Regions from separate parts of the Homo sapiens genome. Here region 1 is linked to region 2. Evidence: chromatin loops called from intact Hi-C (ENCODE). Cell type or tissue: chondrocyte. All regions are shown on one strand. Links, peaks and the distances in the headings refer to the core of each region. The heading gives the core; the rest is flanking DNA. Region 1 has its middle 6.8 kb from the start of SNORA33. Region 2 holds the start of EYA4 (EYA transcriptional coactivator and phosphatase 4).

What was found. Peaks named below come from ENCODE experiments on the same cell type or tissue, not always from the same donor. Only the 100,000 strongest peaks of a DNase experiment are listed, where the experiment ranks them.
Region 1: a loop joins it to region 2, with 7 times the contacts of the local background. A loop is called at or near these places in 3 of 110 quality-filtered maps.

Annotation. Positions count from the first base shown.
Region 1 is chr6:132,819,351-132,828,636 of GRCh38, forward strand. No RefSeq gene overlaps it. Among named protein-coding and RNA genes, the nearest start is that of SNORA33, 6.8 kb to the left of the region's middle. RefSeq lists enhancers at 149-198, 1,468-1,537. In chondrocyte, for the core only: CTCF peaks have their summits at 3,803 (motif pointing right), 4,003 and 5,423 (motif pointing left); no DNase peak of the experiment used is centred there.
Region 2 is chr6:133,235,160-133,244,445 of GRCh38, forward strand. EYA4 (EYA transcriptional coactivator and phosphatase 4) reads left to right here and starts at 6,198. Exons shown (of 20, transcript NM_004100.5): 1 at 6,198-6,590. It overlaps LOC124901231 (serine/arginine repetitive matrix protein 1-like), which reads right to left. Exons shown (of 3, transcript XM_047419612.1): 2 at 7,060-7,252; 3 at 5,161-6,497. The coding sequence ends at 5,627. RefSeq lists enhancers at 6,541-7,435, 7,436-8,328. In chondrocyte, for the core only: CTCF peaks have their summits at 3,755, 3,954, 5,711 (motif pointing right) and 5,935; DNase peaks (open chromatin) are centred at 5,722, 6,692 and 6,772.

The sequences.
Region 1 (9,286 bases), core at 677-8,676, 420 kb before region 2:
TTCTCTTATTCTGCCTGTGCTTTCAATTGTAATAGTTTCCAGAGTTCAGGTGAGCATGTTTGCTTCTCTGCAGCCTTCCTGAGACATTCTCCCACTCCCACAGCTTCCCCTGATTCCCAAGTCTATTTTGTTTTCTTTGATCAACTCTAAGCTGTACCAGACAATTTCCCAAGGAAGACCCACTTGCTCTTCAAATTTTGCGTGCCTTGAAGTGAACTTTACCATCACTAACATGTTTTTGTTAGAGGAAAAGAAAGCTGACTGTGTGGTATGCACCATACTGCATTCATTATCACTTGTTACTGCGTACCACTTTCCCAAGCCAAAGGCCTTGGCATCCTCAACTCCTACCTGCGCTGTATAGGTCTTACTACTGTCAGTCTCATCCAGATGATTTTCAAGACATGAGTCACTCCACTCCAGTTACTCATCCAGACTTCTGAGTTACAGTTATTGAAAAGTGATCATGTCCATCTCTTCATAACTTTGGTTTGTTCTGTTTGAAGTACCTCTACTTTTCTCCATCTAGATATCTCCTACTCATTCTTCAAAACTCAGTGCAAATGTAATGTCGGCTTCAGAGTGTGATTTGCCTGTGTAGCTTATATGGAATTCACTGGGGAGCCCACTGAAGCAAAAGTGCCAGGACAGAAGCAGATGTCTTCATTGTTTTATGGGGGAAAATTGTTTTATGACATTGGTTGCTGTGTGTGCTCAGAATCTTGTTGAGGACATCCCTCATGAACCCAAAAGGAGAGCTGTTTGAGCCTAGCACTTGATGTTTTCTTGCACCCATGGACAATGAGACTTGTGACTGCCTGTTTTCTTTGGCTGTAAGAGCCTCCAAATGAAAGACTCAATTTTCTTTCTGTTCTTTATTCTTTTTTTTTTTTTTTTTTTGCCTCATTGTGATTTTATTAGCGTATTCTATGTATTTCTGATAAACCACTTTAAATGCTTTAAAAAATGAATGAGAGGCCAAGCGCGATGGCTCACCCCTTAATCCCAGCACTTTGGGAGGCCAAGGCGGGCGGCTCACGAGATCAGGGAGTTTGAGACCAGCCTGGCCAACAGGGTGAAACCCTGTCTCTACTAAATACAAAAAATAGCTGGGTGTGGTGGTGGGTGCCTGTAATCCCAGCTACTCGGGAGGCTGAGGCAGGAGAATCATTTGAACCCCGGGACGTGGAGGTTGCAGTGAGACAAGATCGCGCCATTGCACTCCAGCCTGGGAGACAGGGCAAGACTCCATCTCAAAAAAAAAAAAAAACATCTAAAGAGAAATTGTAAAAAGGCTGTATTAGACTGCTGTTATAAACAAGTACTGTCAGTCTTTAACTGGATTGTTGAGGCAACAGAAGCATTACATAGACAGCTTATAAACCGTAGGAAAGTGTGGAAACATCTGCTAGGCTTACTGAGGACTAGCCCTTAATGGAGTTTGAATTTCTTTTTTTAAATGAGTTCGTTATTTAAAGAGTTGTGCTCAAGGACTATGTTAATCACAAGTACTCCTGAGAGCCACTGAGAGAGAAGAGACTATGTAGTCAAGGAATAAGGTCAGTAGCCATCACCACTCCAGGAAAAGGATGGGACAGGCTGATGGCAGAGAAGGGTACAGCATTGTCCTCCCAGCCAGGCATTTTCAGAAAGGTCAATCCATGTGCTAGAAGAACAACTTCAGCAGTAAGTCCTAGCAAAAGAGATGGCGTGGTTAAGGAGGTGACCTGGGGAGAGGCCACCAGACTCACTCAGGGCACCAGTCTGACTCACTGCTGGTGGCTTGGGATATAGAAGTATCGACACATCAGAATGTTCAGAAGGATTGGGACCAAGCCGATCCCAGGCAAAAATAAATCATGAGTTCCTTTTTGAAAACATGTTTTGACACTTCAAATATAACAGTACATCTCAATTCAAATTGCTTTATCATAAGTGAGATGTTTCAGCCAGCTCTTTTCCCAGAGTTTACAGATCATAATCTTAGTGTGTTGATAAGTTGTATTCAAATCTGGCTTTTGCTTGGGAAGGCTTACAAATACTGGGGAGGAGGATGAATCTTCCTCCTAAGGATTCTTCACCTATGTTGATGGGCAGTTTTCTAAGCTCTTCCCTACTTTGTGTAAAACATTCCTCAGAGTATTTTTTCTCCCCTTTTCCTCCTCCTCTTTCTTCCTTTCTTTTTTTTTTTTTTTGCTAAATGTTCAGTGACGGTCTTCATCACCACACTTTTAATTTGGCTTCCACAGTACCTTAGTTTTTGGAAGGAAATGTGCCAGAGAAGAGACAGAAGTGTCTTTTTGTTGTATTTTTCCATCTCTTTTGAGTTCGTTTTTTAAATATGAATTAACCAAACTGAGTGACAAAGATTGTGAAGATAGAAACCCTGGTGATCCTCCTGAGACCCTACCAATCAGTGAGGTTCTATTTGCCTTTCACTTTTTGATGATAAAGGGAGAGAAAAAAATTTTTGGTTTTTTTTTTGGTTTGTTTTTTGTTTTTTTTGAGACAGTCTCGCTGTGTCACCCAGGCTGGATTGCAGTGGCACAATCTCGGCTCACTGCAGCCTCCGCCTCCCGGGTTCAAGTGATTCTGCCTCAGCTTCCCAAGTAACTGGGACTACAGGCATGCGCCACCATGCCTGGCTAATTTTTGTATTTTTAGTAGAGACGGGGTTTCACCATATTGGCCAGGCTGGTCTCAAACTCCTGACCTCGTGATCCGCCTGCCTCGGCCTCCCAAAGTGCTGAGATTACAGGTGTGAGCCACTGTACCCAGCCAGGGAGAGAAAAAATCGTAAAGCATCAATTCAGAATGTTTTAGTTTAGAAAACCTTTATTAGGCCAATTTCAAATAAAAGAATAGGCATAGCTGTAAGTATATTCATCACAGAGCTACAATACTTTGTGTTGATGGAGAATTGAATAAAATATATGTTTACTTAATGGGATATTAGGGTGCCACTGAAATAGTATAGAAGGGCATTTGTTAATATACATGTTTTGAAAAGTAGTTGAACGTACAATAGGATAGCATTTTCTAGAAAAAGAAAAGGAGGAAATACTAAAATAATATAGAATATAAAGGGGCCGAGAGTGGTGGCTCATGCCTGTAATCCTAGCACTTTGGGAGGCCAAGGTGGGCGCGGATCACCTGAGGTCAGGAGTTCAAGACCAGCCTGGCCAACATGGTGAAACCCCATCTCTACCAAAAATACAAAAATTAGCTAGGCATGGTGGCAGGCGCCTGTAATCCCAGCTACTCGGGAGGCTGAGGTGGGAGAATCTCTTGAACCCAGGAGGCAGAGGTTGCAGTGAGCCAAGATCGCACATTGCGCTCCAGCCTGGGCAACAGAGGGAGACTCAGTCTCAAAAAAAAAAAAAAAAAAAAAAAAAAAAAAAAAAAAAAAAGAATATAAAGGTACATGCTGGCAGAGAAGACAGGTTGGAAGGGTATACATCAAGGTGTTAATGTTTCTAGGAAGGTTTTCCATTTGCTTGTTTTCTTTTTCCTCTAATCAACATGTATTGCTTTTGAAGTAAAATATTTATTTTTATTTTTTAAAGGAAAGTTTACTTGGAAGAAACCCAAGCAGGCACTGAGAAAGAAGGCCAAATGCCAATAAAACATTTTAAATTAAATGAAATAAAGATACAGTACATTCTTGGGGTTAATTTTGAGTGCCATTAATAATCTTTTTAAAAATTTATGTTTTGTGAATCAAGTGAGTTTATATACTTGTCTGTACTTTAAGTTGTAAAAACAAAACTGCTTAAAACGAATGAATTCATGCCTAGCCAGCAGAGGGCAGTAAGAAACTGATGCCAGCTGAGGGACAGGTCAGTGAAAAACAGGAAGACAAGGTAAGAAGCAGGGACTATAGCAGGTTCACCCTAGGAAAAGATTCTTATCGCATTCTGTGAAGATTTTGAGAATTCTGTTTGTAGGAATAGAGATTATAGGATATTGTTGAGCTTAGTTTACTATTTCTGGTTGCATTTATTTGCTTTTTACAAACTGTTATCCATCATTTGGATTGAGTTTAATGAAAGCTTCCAATAATAATAACAATACCAAATTAGCCTTGCTCTTAGACCATTTACATTTAAACTTTTTAAATACTAAAGGACATTGGCATTAATTTTCTAACTCACATAACATTATTTCAATTAGTTGTAATTTTAAGTAGTTAAGTAGTTCAAGTTTTTTTTTTTTTTTTTTTTTTTTTTTTTTTTTGAGACAGAGTATCGCTTTGTTGCCCAGGCTGGAGTACTGTGGTGCGATCTCGGCTCACTGCAAGCTCCGCCTCGCGGGTTCACGCCATTCTCCTGCCTCAGTCTCCCGAGTAGCTGGGACTACAGGCGCCCGCCACCACGCCCGGCTAATTTTTTTTGTATTTTTAGTAGAGACGGGGTTTCACCGTGTTAGCCAGGATGGTCGCGATCTCCTGACCTCATGATCTGCCTGCCTCGGCCTCCCAAAGTGCTGGGATTACAGCCGTGAGCCACTGCGCCCGGCCAGTTTAAGTTTTATAAATGATATCAATTAGAATTCTGTAACCACCAGTGGACACTGGCTGTTTTTTATCTTTCTTCCAAGGTTACTAATTTTGCTCAATTGCAATATATATGTGTGAAATACAAATAAATTATAAAAATTTAAACCGTTGATTTTCAATGTTTTCTCCACCATACTGAGAATATGCCTAGAACTACCCGAAGAACAAGTTTCCAGAGAAAGCCTATTCTGGAAAATGGGCATAATTTGGAGATGATCAAGGCAAGGGGTATACTTTGGAGATTAAATTCTCCACACCATAGCTCCATGGAAGCATCATCTATGTTCTGAGCCTTTATCTCCCGTGCCTAGGACAGTGCGTGGTGTAGTAGGAACTCAGATATTTCAATTGTTTGTTTGTGGGCTTTCTTTTCAGTCTTAAACTCCTCAGCCTTTTTTCACCCTCTATTTTTTAAGGTTCCTTTTCCTCTGGCAACGAAAGTAAGTCTCTAGGTTGGGCTGCTTTGAGTCGAGTGTGGAGCCAAGCTGTCTCAACTTCCTTTCTCTCCAGCTCCACTCTAGGGAGCAGGGCATAGAAACATATCCTATCACAATATGGAGTACATGGCTCTAAGAAGCTGAAAAAATACGTTTAAAGGCCATTGTGAGACCTGGGAACAGTAAAAAGCATGTGAATTCAGAGAAACTATTTTTACATTGCAATAAGTTCTTTTTTGAAGCTTATTTATCGAGACATATGCCAACAGCACGGAATTATATGAGTGATGTGAATTAAACCTTACACAAATGTAGTATTTGTCTTTTTATTTTTCCTTCTCTCAACTACCCCCAACTAAAATTTACAAATGGATATAAAAATCCTGTTTGTACTTGGTTGGCTCGTTAGAGAAATACCGAGTCAAAGGTCTGTGATATTTCACAGTGCTGCCCCCAGGTGAAAAGAAGCAAAATGCACATTAAAAAAAAATAAATATGAGATCCATAAGGGGAAAATAAAATATTAGCATATAAAATGCTACAAATTAAAAAGCCTGCCTTCTCCTGTAGATTTGAAGCTGGATAAACTTGATGGATTCTAGGAGTCAGCAGATGTTTTGCTAAATGGGTACATGTTGTGTCTTGCAGGGAGGTACTTAGCCCCACGAGGGTCGTAACGTGATGCAGCTATGCCACTCTTTCAGGAGGAAATACACATATAATTTAAGAAGAAATTAAAACCTTTTCTACATTTCCCCACAAGCTTCATTTTGAAATAAAATTATCCTTTTCAAAATATTATATTCCAAATTTCTATCATGTGAAGACTCTAGAAAAGTTTACTCTAAAATAATGAAAATGATAACATAATGTGAACGATGCTAAAGTGCAAAAGCAGAATTCAGAGTTGTATGTGAAGAGGAAATGATATACAATAAATCTGTTAGATTTTTTAGTAGCATCATCAAGGCATAAAAGGCGGACTTGTCATATTAACTTTGTTGTTGCCTAGTGTTGTCTCGTGAAGTGAGTCTCATTCAAAGTATTTTGGGTTGCACTGCTGCCTTCTGGAAATGCTCGGTATAGAATACAGGACAGATGAAGTTTAACAGTCACTTTGGTTTGACACTACTGTGTTGGGTTGCAGTAAAAATAAAACCGATAAGAAGTGAGCTGGTCTTCAAATAAACTTCTATATTGCAGTAAAACTGCGAAGGTGTTTCTCCTGTCATAGCAATGGGCAACAACACGACCTTTTGTGAGTCAGAAACCTGCCTGGCCAATGAATCCAATACATCCCAGTACGGGACACTTTTAAAGTCCGTGTTCAAAGTTTATTTGCAGCAAATGGAGGTAATGCTTTAAAAGCAGAAGTATTAGGCTGGGTGCAGTGGCTCATGCCTGTAATCCCAGCACTTTGGGAGGCTGAGGCGGTGGGCAGATCACCTGAGGTCAGGAGTTCAAGACCAGCCTGGCCAGCATGATTAAACCCTGTGTCTACTAAAAATACAAAAATTAGCCAGGCACGGTGGCACATGCCTGTATCCCAGCTATTCAGGAGGCTGAGGTGGGAGGATCACTTGAACCTGACAGGCAGAGGTTGCACTGCAGCCTGGGTGACAGAATGAGACTCCATCTCCAAAAAAAAAAAAAAAAAAAAGCTGTATTTCTTGCTGGTGTTGGGGAGGAGGCAGTGGGAAAAAGAGACAGAGAAAGTGAGGGAGGGATGGAGAGGGAGGGAGACAGAGGGAGAGAAAAATGTTCAGGTCACTATAAATTAGTACAGAGGATTCTTGTTATTTTTTTTGCCCCACGCTGGTGATTTTCTCAAGTTAAAAAATGAAAACAAAATGCCAGCATTCACTTTTTATTTTGGAAATTCAGCTTGATGCAATCGTTAGTTGAAAATAAATATAAATAGGCCGGGTGCGGTGGCTCATGCCTGTAATCCTAGCACTTTGGGAGGCTGAAGCGGATGGATCACGAGGTCAAGAGATCGAGACCATCTTGGCCAACATGGTGAAACCCCATCTTTAATAAAAAGACAAAAATTAGCTAGGCGTGGTGGCGGGTGCCTGTAGTCCCAGCTACTCAGGAGACTGAGGCAGGAGAATCACTTGAACCCGGGAGGCGGAGGTTGCAGTGAGCCGAGATTGTGCCACTGCACTCCAGCCTGGCCACAGAGCGAGACTCTGTTTCGAAAAAAAAAAAAAGAAAATGTAAATAAACTGAATATTATCTGACTGATTCCACTTTCACTGCATTGGATAGAACTGAGTAACTGTTTTCTCTGGAGATCACAGAAAGTCTCAATTGAAATAGCATTTTATTGAAGTGAAAAGAACTTACAATCATTGTCAGTTCACGGATTTGTACTTGTGCTGAAAATCTTTAAGGCAGCAAATAAAATGTTCCTCTACCTGTGCACTTTAACTCTATTCTCCTACTAAGACATTCTAATTTGAAAATTAGGGCCGGGCGCGGTGGCTCACGCCTGTAATCCCAGCACTTTGGGAGGCAGAGGCGGGCGGATCACGAGGTCAGGAGATCGAGACCATCCTGGTTAACACGATGAAACCCCGTCTCTACTAAAAATACAAAAAAATTAGCCGGGCATGATGGTGGGCGCCTCTAGTCCCAGCTATTCCGGAGGCTGAGGCAGGAGAATGGCGTGAACCCGGGAGGCGGAGCTTGCAGTGAGCCAAGATCGCGCCACGGCACTCCAGCCTGGGTGACAGAGCGAGACTCCGTCTCAAAAAAAAAAAAAAAAAAAGCAATATATTTAATAATATTTATATTGCCTTATCTAAATTGGAAGACAAACAAAAAATAATATATGTATATTATTTTATTTATTTGTTTTTTCTTTTGAGATGGAGTCTTGCTCTGTCACCCGGGCTGGAATTCAGTGGCATGATCTCAGCTCACTGCAGCCTCCACCTCCCAGGTTCAAGCGATTCTCCTGCCTCAGCCTCCCGAGTAGCTGGGATTACAGGCATAAGCCACCACACCCAGCTAATTTTTGCATTTTTAGTAGAGACGGGGTTTCACCATATTGGCTAGGCTGGTCTCAAACTCCTGACCTCAGGTGATGCACCCACTTTGGCCTCTCAAAGTGCTGAAATTATAGGTGTGAGCCACCGTGCCTGGCCCCAACATATAAATAATATGTAAATAATAACAAAACTCAGTAGAGTTGAGTGGAAGATCATGTAAGCCAGCTCCTTTTAACCTTGTTCTGTGATTCCAGAATTCTATAGACTCTTTGATTTCTACTTCAGTGACTTGATAATAATAGTTAAATAATTGTGCAAATAAATAATGGGGATTTATTTTATAATAACATCTTGTTATCTTAGGGGATTCCCAAATTGCTTCATTTTTTATTTTAGTCTTTTGAAGAGAGTCTACCATGGTGGAAGGACTCTTACATAATACAAGGGTTTATTTAAGACTAACCATTTAATATAAAACAAGAAGGTATATTTATGTTTATGATGATCATTTCCCAAAGTTAGCTTATTGTTAAAAGATGCAAAATTCAGGGAATTAAAGCAAACAACCCAAACTATTATAGTATTCTTCTTAATGACATAAGTGATCTTCTTTAATACTGTCACCAAAGGTAAATAAATATTAATGACAATTGTGATTTTCCTGAGTGTCAGCAGCCACCTTGTCTCTATTATCATTATTGGTTTTGTTATTTTCTAGAAGTAATTATATGGCCAGACCAAAATGTGACCTTCCTACTTTCTTTCCTGTGTTTCTGGAGAACATGCTTTCTCTTGCCTCTAGAGAATTTAGGCCTGATGTGACAATATTTTTCCACTGCAGATTCTACTGGAATTAGAGTCTGAGGTTTTTCTGTTTTTTGTTTGTTTGTTTGTTTTTTTCTTGAGACGGAGTTTCACTCTGCCGCCCAGGCTGGAGTTCAGTGTTGCTATCACGGCTCACTGCAACCTCTGCCCCCCGAGTTCAAGCAATTCTCCTGCCTCAGCCTCCCAAGCAGCTGGGACTACAGGCGTGCACCACCATGCCCAGCTAATTTTTTTGTATTTTTAATAAAGACGGGGTTTCACCATGTTGATCAGGCTGGTCTCGAACTCCTGACCTCAGGTAATCTGCCTGCCTTGGCCTTCCAAAGTGCTGGGATTACAGGTGTGAGCCACTGCGCCTGGCCGAGTCTGAGTTTTTAAGATGGAAGAGATTTGAGAAATGGTCTAGTTTGATTCCTTCATTTTCCAAATGAGAAGATAGAACCCCAAGTTCCAGGACATGACCCAAGAAG
Region 2 (9,286 bases), core at 853-8,852:
AAGCTCCCCTCTGGGCCACACACCCCAATCTTTCCATTTTCTCTTTTGAACTTATAAACTGCTTTGGAGATTATATTATGAAGCTAAAATTGCTTATCACAGATCTCAAATTATAGGACACAAGCAGACCACTTCATCTCTGCTAATGTGTAATAGTACAAAACAAAACATGGAATTGTAGAATACAAAAGAGAGACAATAAGCTTAGAGGTATAGCAAATTGCCCAAAGGGCTACATGAGTTGGCAGTCTCTCAAAACAAATGAAATACCAGAGAAGGTTTCTCATCACACTAAATGTTTGCTGCCGTATTGGCATAGGGTTATAAACTGGAGTATTTAGACATCCTTCACTTAAGCAACTATTTTATTTTTCTTAAAGAAGGACCAGCAAGAAGGTCCTCACCAGATGCTGGCCCTTGATTTTGTATTTCTCAGCCCTTGTAATAAATAAATTACTTTATAAATTACCGAGTTTCAAGTATACTTTTATAAGCAACAGAAAATGGACTAAGACAGGTGGAGAGGATGGGGAGTATGTTCAGCTTGAGATGCTACCTTGACCCTTTGGTAAAGATAACCAGGATTCTGGGAAGGACATTCATGTTCTTAAGTCACCTATTTAGAGGTGAAAGAAGAGATTATAGGATGAATCAAAGGAGAGAGCATTGTGAAGAAAGAGAAAAGAACCTGCATCTAGGTCCATTTTTGAGTGTCATTAAGAAAAAAGAGGATAAGGGCATTGGCTCATGCCTGTAATCCCAGCACTTTGGGAGGCCAAGATGGGAGGATTGATTGAGAGCAGCAGTTTGAGACCAGCCTGGGCAGCATAGTGGAACCCTGCCTCAGCAAAAAAAAAAAAAAGAAAAAAACAAAAAAACAGGTGTGGTGGCATGTGCCTGTAATCCCAGCTACTCAGGAGGCTGAGTCCAAGTTAGGAACACTGATAAATTGCAACGATCTACTTGTACTGAATATTTCTGAATAAGGATATTATAATATCAATGAAAAGTATAATGAAAGCTTTTCAATGTGTCTTCTTTCCACCACATTTAATAGTACACTTGGAAACAATTTCTTCAATGGTTTTCTATTTTAAGCATATATTCTCAGCAGCCCCAACACACCTTAAAATGACTTTTCCTGTTCACCTGATTCCTTTATTCCACCACTTTCTCAAAAAAACTGATCAGCCAGTTAACAGAAGACTGCTGTCAATAATACCAAATGCTTCCTGGACATAAAAGAGGCTGAAGATTCAGGAATGACTAATAGGAGACCATTGATGATAGCTTAAAGACAGCAGTCTCAGTAAAGGAATAGGAGCAGAAGTAATATTTCTAGGATTAAGAAGAGTCACAAAGTGGATGCACTGAGGGCTGGTCACTTTTTTTGAGAAAGTGGAATAAAGGAATCAGGTGACTATATGCTAATGAATTCAAAGGAACAAGAAAGTAATATTGTTCATATTTTGACTATTATTAATATTTTAAAATGTTCATTCAAAGTACTTGGGAGATTGATTAGTATGCCAAGAAAAATATTGTGTGAAGTGAAAATAGAAAAAGAAATTACATGTAAGTTGTTAGAATATGAAAATAGCATATGTTGGTAGGAATTCAAAGTGAGGCAAAAATATAATGCAACCGAAGAAAATAAATTCGGACTCATTCTAATATGTTAATGAGACCACACCTGGAACAATGCATTCAATGTGGGATACCTCTAACAAAAATGAACATCTAGGAAATTGGAAATAGTTCAGAGACAAGCAATAAGAATGATTATGGGTTTGTAAAGACTGAACTGCCACAAGATTAAAAGGCCTTCTATTTGTTTAACGTGGCTAACATGACTTAAAAGTGAGCATGATATCTGTTTATAAACATCTGAGGGCTGAGTGTAAGCATGGAAGAAGGAGTAGAGTTGCCTAATATGCTACTAAAATGATTCAACTGGAGAGAATTTTCAAGAGAAAATCTAAAAGTAAATATAATGAAGCTGTCTCCCAGAAAATGTGCATTTCCTTTCTTTCAGAGGCCCTGCCAAGAATGAGGAAATTTAGCAGGTCCCCTGAAGATTTGATTTCTTCACTTTCACAAACTAGTAGAAACCTTTTTAAGCTTGATCTGTCTGCACAAAATTACTCAGAAAGTGTGTTTATTTATAGATTTTAGAAAACCGGCAGCATAGGACTCTAGATTCTTGGGCAATCATATTTTATCTTCATTTATTCCTGTGGTCTGTCATCAGCAGAGAGGTAGATTAAAAGACTGTTCAACCTTGTTCACATTAAGGTTGGTCTTTAAAACTCCATACTTCCAAAGCTCAAATAGTTTGGCTTAGAATTTACTAAGAAACAACTGAATTATTGTATTTTTGAAAAATTGTGTATATTTCCAGCTAGAGTTCATAGATATACCAAAAGTTGCTCAAGAGATTTACTTTGGGATTATTTCTACAAGCATCCAGTTCTCTGCATTCTTTTTCAATAAATGTAGTGTCTTATAGCATTTTTTAGCCTAAAATCTGTTCTTACTAAAGTGAGGGCCTGGTTTTTCCCTTAAGGTTGCTTTTAAATGAAATTAAAACAAAAATTATGTTTTGGATTATGAGCTCCTAGAGCGCTTTGTTTAATTTGACTTATACAAAATCTAATGCCAAGACAGTGCCATGCACGTTTGAAAAATAAACAAATAGTAAATGGTAACTGCAGAGGCATCCCATTCCAGAGGAGTTGGTTAAGGGAATTGCTAATAAGTGAATCTTATATTTCCACTGATTTACCCTATAAAGTCTTATATTTTTTATCTCCCCACTCCTCCCAAAACACATCCCTTTTCAGACTGAGTTGAACATGTACAAATATTCTGAGAGCCTGACTCATGTCATGCAGGGCCCACTGGTGTTTTTGAATCACTTCAAGAATCTGGCAGCAGGTCTCTGACTTCAATTTCCCCCATGTGTCTTTCTAGGCCCTTTGCGTTTCTCCCACTGTTCTACTTTCCCTCTCTTCTTCATTGTCTGTACTGTATTGCACTACTGGGCTAATAGATGCTAGGGAAGGGTAATGAGTAACCGGTACAATATTTCAGGAAAGTGATTTGCTTTTTAATTGTGCATTTATGAATTGTTTGCATTTTACCACAAATAAGATAGTAAGTAAAACAATAAATAATACATGAATTTTAAAAAGACGCCTCAACTTCAGAGACTTCAAGTATATTTTAGACAAGAAAAGCAATAATTAAATAAGCACAGAATTTAAAAAGTAATACCTCAAAGTAAATTGGACACAACATTTTGTTCCGGTTATGAAAAGGGGAGGCTTGAAAATATCTCTTGGTGAGCCTGAGGGACATATGGAATGTAATTCTTTAAACCAATGTTTCTCAAACTGTATGTGAGATAATTTTAGGTGGTACATGAGAAATAACTTTTATTTCTACAATATAGGTTCCTTTGCAAGATCATCTTCTATTCATGGCGGGTTTTATTAGTTTTCCATTTATGGTGACTATAAAAAATGTCCTTTATCAGATAAACTTATTTAATAAAAATAGATTATTTAAAGATACATATTAAGTCAATAATATAGGCGATATGGCTATAATTATAAAAGTGATATTCAATGTAAATGCTGGAAATAAGGCCTCATTTAAGCAAACAATACATTTTTGCCTTTATAACCCTAAAATTCTGTTTCCTATGTTAAACTTATTTCAAATGTGTACTGAAAATTGACGTTTTATCTGACACCTAGTGGTGTCCATGTTAATATATGTATATTTAAGACAACTATTAGAAGGTAGTAATATGAAGTCAAATAACTAATATATTATCCTGGATTTTAAAAATAATTTCTGTACATGTATTCTTATCTAGATGTACAAAAAACTATGCAGGAGCAAAGTGACCTTGAAAGCAAGGTCAGTGTAACTGAAAAATCTGACTTTAGAAGGGTACAAAGAAACATGCTAAGAAAACCCACCCTATATTTATGTTAACAATATGCTAAAGTATGAATTTTTATTTTATTCAAATCATACATCTCCCACCTTTATTTGTAGGTGAAACTAGCACATAATGTTTTATGCCAAAATGAAATTCAAAATGTTGTTGCCTTTTGAGGACAGTATTAAATTCATCATTGTACTTAATCCTTACATGATATTTGCTATAGCCACAGAACATTCTTAGACACTATGATTCACAAAACATTTAAATTGCATATTTGGCTTGTAATATATTACATATTTAAAAGAATTACTATTTTTCTGAATACCATTAATACTAATAATAGCATCACAGTGACTAAGAGTGGACTTAAATAAAGGCTGGCTTGAAACTCAGGTCTGCCATTTATTAGCAAGCTTCTAAAAATTCTGAGCCCTTAGTTTTCTCACATGTGAAATGGAGAAAATAAATCTGCAAAATTAATTAAATCTGTCCATTCATATTTTTCTCTCCAGTGTATATTAACTGGCATTCCTCGTTAGGCCAGAATGTGCTCTCAACCATGCTCCAAATCCGCTTTGTGCCAACCCCACTGCCAGAACCCTTTCTACCTTGAGAACCAGAAAAGGAAACATTATGCCTGGCAATGCCTACACCCTCCAAAATAAATCTGCAGGAAAGAACACCCAGTAAGTGATGAGAGCAGCAACGACTGCCTTTATCATTTTAAATTTACAACACCACCTTTTCTAGAGCCTCTTAAGCATTGTAGATAATTCCCCACTCATTAAAAAATAAATTGTAACCATAAGTATTCAGGGTTGATACTGCTTTTGAATTAGACAGTGCTCATATCAGTTGCATAAGACCAACCTAAAGTAGAGGATGAAATCTTTTTTCTGAACCTTTTTCAGAACGTAACTTAGTGAATATATTAAAACTAAACTTTCTTTGAATGGGAGTAATTTCTACGGATTAATCTGTAATCTCTTAGACCACACCTAAGGTAATGTAGAGGTTGTTGTATCATAGGCTTTGTGATTAGAGACCACTGGATTTGTCTTTGGAAAAGTCACTCATGATTCTTTGGGCTTTGGTTTCCTCATCTTTTATACCGGCTTAATAATGACCACCGTAGAGTTGTCATGGAAGTTAAATGAACTCATGTACCATAAGTGACCAATACAATGATTGACACTCAGTGATTTATCAATAAATTAAAACATTTATTATCAATATGACAGAGAAGGTGCCGCTAAAATAGACAATAGGTTTTTGGAAGAGGTGATTAAATGGATGCAAAATTTATGGATTGTTTATTCCGTCTACCTTTGCTGTGTCCCCTGGTTGTGGCATACACACGTGTGGGTATAAAATCGTAAATCCTATGTAGTCGCGTAGTGCATGCGCAGAAGGCTTAGACACGAAATGTCATTTCAGCAATGTGCCTAGAGAAGCTCTGACGCCGCCTTGGAAGTAAGTCGTTGCTGCCTGACCTTTGGGCGTCTGGGACGGATGCCTATACCTGCACCCAGCAGCACTGGAAGGGGCCCAGGCCCTTCGCAGCACAGCCTATCCCCAGACCGCTTAGTCCTTCATAACATATATCTCCACGGAAAAGGGTATTTCCTCCCGTCAGAAAAAGCGCCCCAGTCTGGTCTGGGTTGGTTTTTATTTCACGTTGTTGCAAGTAGGCGAAGTCCCTTCTGTCTCCTCCCTTGGGGTAAGTGGAAAGGAGTCCGGCAGGGGGCCCGCAGTGGCCTGCACAGGGGAACTGGGTAGCGAGAGAGTTCCAGGCAATTCCGGGGGCTGCCCCACAGAAGCAGGTGGGGATCGACAGTGGCTCTCCGGCCCAGGGAGGAGAGCGCGGTCGCGGGTCCCTCCCCTCAGCCTGGAGGCTGCAGCCGCTCGAGTCGGCCCGGGTGGGGGCGGGGTGGGGGCGGCGCGGAGGGCACGGAGATTACGGCGGCGCCACCCGGGACATCCAGGGCCCCGAGGCCCTGGGCGGTCCCCACGCGAGATCGCAAACCATGACAATAGGCAGTCACCCGAGGTCAAATAAAAACGGAGTGGGTCCCCCGCGCGCCGCCGCCCCCCGCGTCCCTGGCGGCCTCCCCCGAGGCCCCCGGCGGCCTCACGAGCCCGCAGTAGCCGGTGGCGACGTCGCCCCCGCCCCACCTCCCTGCGCAAGTGCGAGGCTGCCGGCAGCGCGGCGCACGCTCCGGCCGTTCCCGGCTTCCGCGCAAAACTTCCATCCTGTCCACGTGAAGTTGTCGCTGCCTTAGAGAGGGGGAAAGAGCTGCGGGAAAAGCCGGGGAGTGACGACTGCGGCGGCTGGGCGCGCTCTCTCATTTTCTTTTCTTCTCCTTTCCCCCCTGTCGCAGTCCGGAGTTTTGGCTCCTCTCCTTTCCTCCTCCCCCTCGGAGCCGGCTTCTCCCTCCGCCCCGCTTCTCCCCCGCTTGTGTACGCTATTTGTTGTGGGGTGGCCGAAGGGGATGTCCTGTTTTCACCAGAGGCACAGCGCGAAGGGGAAACTTCGACACTGGAAGGAACGAGAATAAATACTTAATTACGGACGCACTGAACCGCGGCTGGGACAGACACTTCGGGAACCCGAGGCGGACCGGGCGACGAGGTGAGTGACCCCTTCTTCCAACCCCCGCCCCAGGGCTCCCGGGGGAGCCTGAGTTGAGAGAACCCCCAAACTTTCCGGGAAAGTGCGCGAGGCTCCGCCGGGGACGCCGAGCGCTGGGTACTGAGGACGCGCAGCTGGACGGTGCGTGGGCGCCTGCGTCCCCGGGGGGCGCTTGGAGGCCGGGTGCCCCACGCCTGAGGGCCCGGGCCGCTCGGACCGCAGCGGTGCTCTCTGCCCTAGAAGACGTCCCCAAGCCCCAAGGGTCCCTTCCGAGCCTGCCTGTCCCTTCCGGGGTCGGCGCGGAGCCTGCGCGTAACGGAGTTCATCCAGCAGTCCAGCGCGCGGCTTCTACCTGCACCCCGCCTCCACCTGGCAGAGGCGCGAGCATCGGGGTCTCCCCCACATCTTTCTTATGACGTGTATTACTTTCTGATGACCCCCTAGATGGTCCAGGCGCGAGGATGCTGACCCAGAGTCCTTCGGAGGGTCACAGGCGCCTGGGCTTTCCCGGTGCCGGGTGCGTGTGTACTTTAAAGGCTCGCGTTCTAATCTCCAGGCACTGATCGGGCTTTTCAACTGCGGCGATCCCACTTTAATAGTTTTTATGTGGCGTGGACTGAATGTCTCCTGCAGTTTGCCAGGGTCGGTGAAATTAGAGGCGCCTTGTCAGAGCAGTCGCGTTCATTGGCTCGAGTAGCGGGTGCCATGGAAGGCTTATAACTTCTCCAAAGGAAGGGACCTGGCTGGGTAGAGCAGGTTTTTCTCTCCTTCCAAGCCTGCTGGGTCTGGGGAGGCAGTGGAACTTGAAATGGCTCGGATTTTTAGCGTGGTGAAGCGAGGTTTGGAAGTAGACGTGTGTGTGCTTGTTTTATTCTGCGCCGCACAGCAACCCGAACTTTCGTTTGGTAGCACTTGAAAGAGTTTTCTCCCTTTGTTTGCGAGATTCTGAACAGCTCGGAGCGATTAGGGAATTTGCGGACCGAGTCCGGTGGCAGAGCTGGGGCGAAAGCAGAGAGCGCAATTTAATTTTTGTCATCTCTTCCCTGCTTGGGAGGATAGTGTTTCCCTTCACCACCACCCCTCTTTCTCCTTCCTATGAAGACAACGGATTTGCGCCTGGGGTGAGAGTGTGTGCGGGAGAGTGGTGTGGAGACTGTCCTCTCTCACCGCGTCTCCTGCGCCTCTCCCCGCCATCCCGAGCGGGCCTAGAGAGTCATTCATGAATCTTAACCTGAGGGCAGGGGAGGAAGGTGCAGGTCCCTCTGCCCTTTCTGCCAAGGTGCAGAATAGCGCCCGGGCGTGTGTTTTGGTTCCAGAGCAGTTCCACGTGGAGCAACTTCGTGTGTGTGTGTGTGTGTGTGTGTGTGTGTTGTGTACTTGATCTGTGAGGAGGTAACAGGACTCTGGTGTTCAAACCCAGTGGGCCGTTGGCCATTAGTTTGCTTTCCTGGCTGTCATTACAGACACTTCCAAAATCTGATACCTAAGAGAACCAACAGGTTAGGTTTCACATTAAGGGCTCATACTTAACAGTTTTCTTTCTCCCTTACCCCTTTTGGCTTGGCACCCTGGGATCAACGTAATTGTTGGAGCGAAATACACCTCCTGGAATATGGCATTTTGTTCCTCTTCTCATCTGTGGCCACTTTGTGAACCCTCGGGTGTTTGTCAGTTTCAGTGCGGGCTCCTGCGGGATTTAGGTGGGAGTCTTAGGAGCGTTTAACAACCGCGGGCTCCCCATCAGCAGCTTCTGAAGTTTCACTTACACGTAGGTGACTGACAGGATTGAAAGTTGACGATGGTTTTTTTGTTTGTTGCGTTGTTTTTGTTTTTAAAACCTTAGGGAAGGGATTGTACTTGAATTCCTTTCCCGGGTACGGTTTGGTTTTAAGCAGAATCAGTGCCTTTTTTTTTTTTTTTGTCTTTTAAAATATTATTGGCAAGCTTAAACCTGAAGAACCAAAAACTAGAGGGGGTGGGGAGAGAATCCCCCCAAAAAATATTTGATACGTGATACGGAGCGTTTTAGGAGACTGCATTCAAAGACATTTGTGTATTTTTAAAAATAACATTATCCCAAGAAACAAAAAGCAGTAGTAACAAGAGACAGATTGTTTTGTGTGGAGCAAGACTGCCAGAATCTGATTTTTATGGCAACAATATCGAAAGCAGACATAACTACACCCACATTTATTGTTATAAACCGTAAAAATAGTTTGTTCCACCTGATTAAAAGTTGTAAGTCATTCAAAGTTAAACCCGTATTTAGGAATGACTGTACAAGAATGTTAAAACCTTTGACAGCTACAGCTTTGAAAGCAACATAATTAGATTTGTTGAAAATGTCTCCTTTCTCTGATTATTAGTGATATGTACTTGTCTTTCATAATAAGTAAAGGTCTACAATCAATATGGTTTTCAAAAGCCTGTTTTCCTTTGTAAATTTCCTGAAAATAGTATGTTTCAATATTTAAAGACCATTGTAACTACCGGTTGGTTCACAATTATAACTAAAATAAGATTTACTCAGTTGTTTTCTTTTTATTAGTATTTGTTGAATATTTGAAATTGAATTTCTCATTTCCAAAATAAAACGTCTCACATATATGTATGTACTCACAATTAACACTTCTTTTAAGTAGTAGGCTTAAGTTTTAAAATTTTTAAAATCTTAAGATTTGTATAAAAAGGAGTGA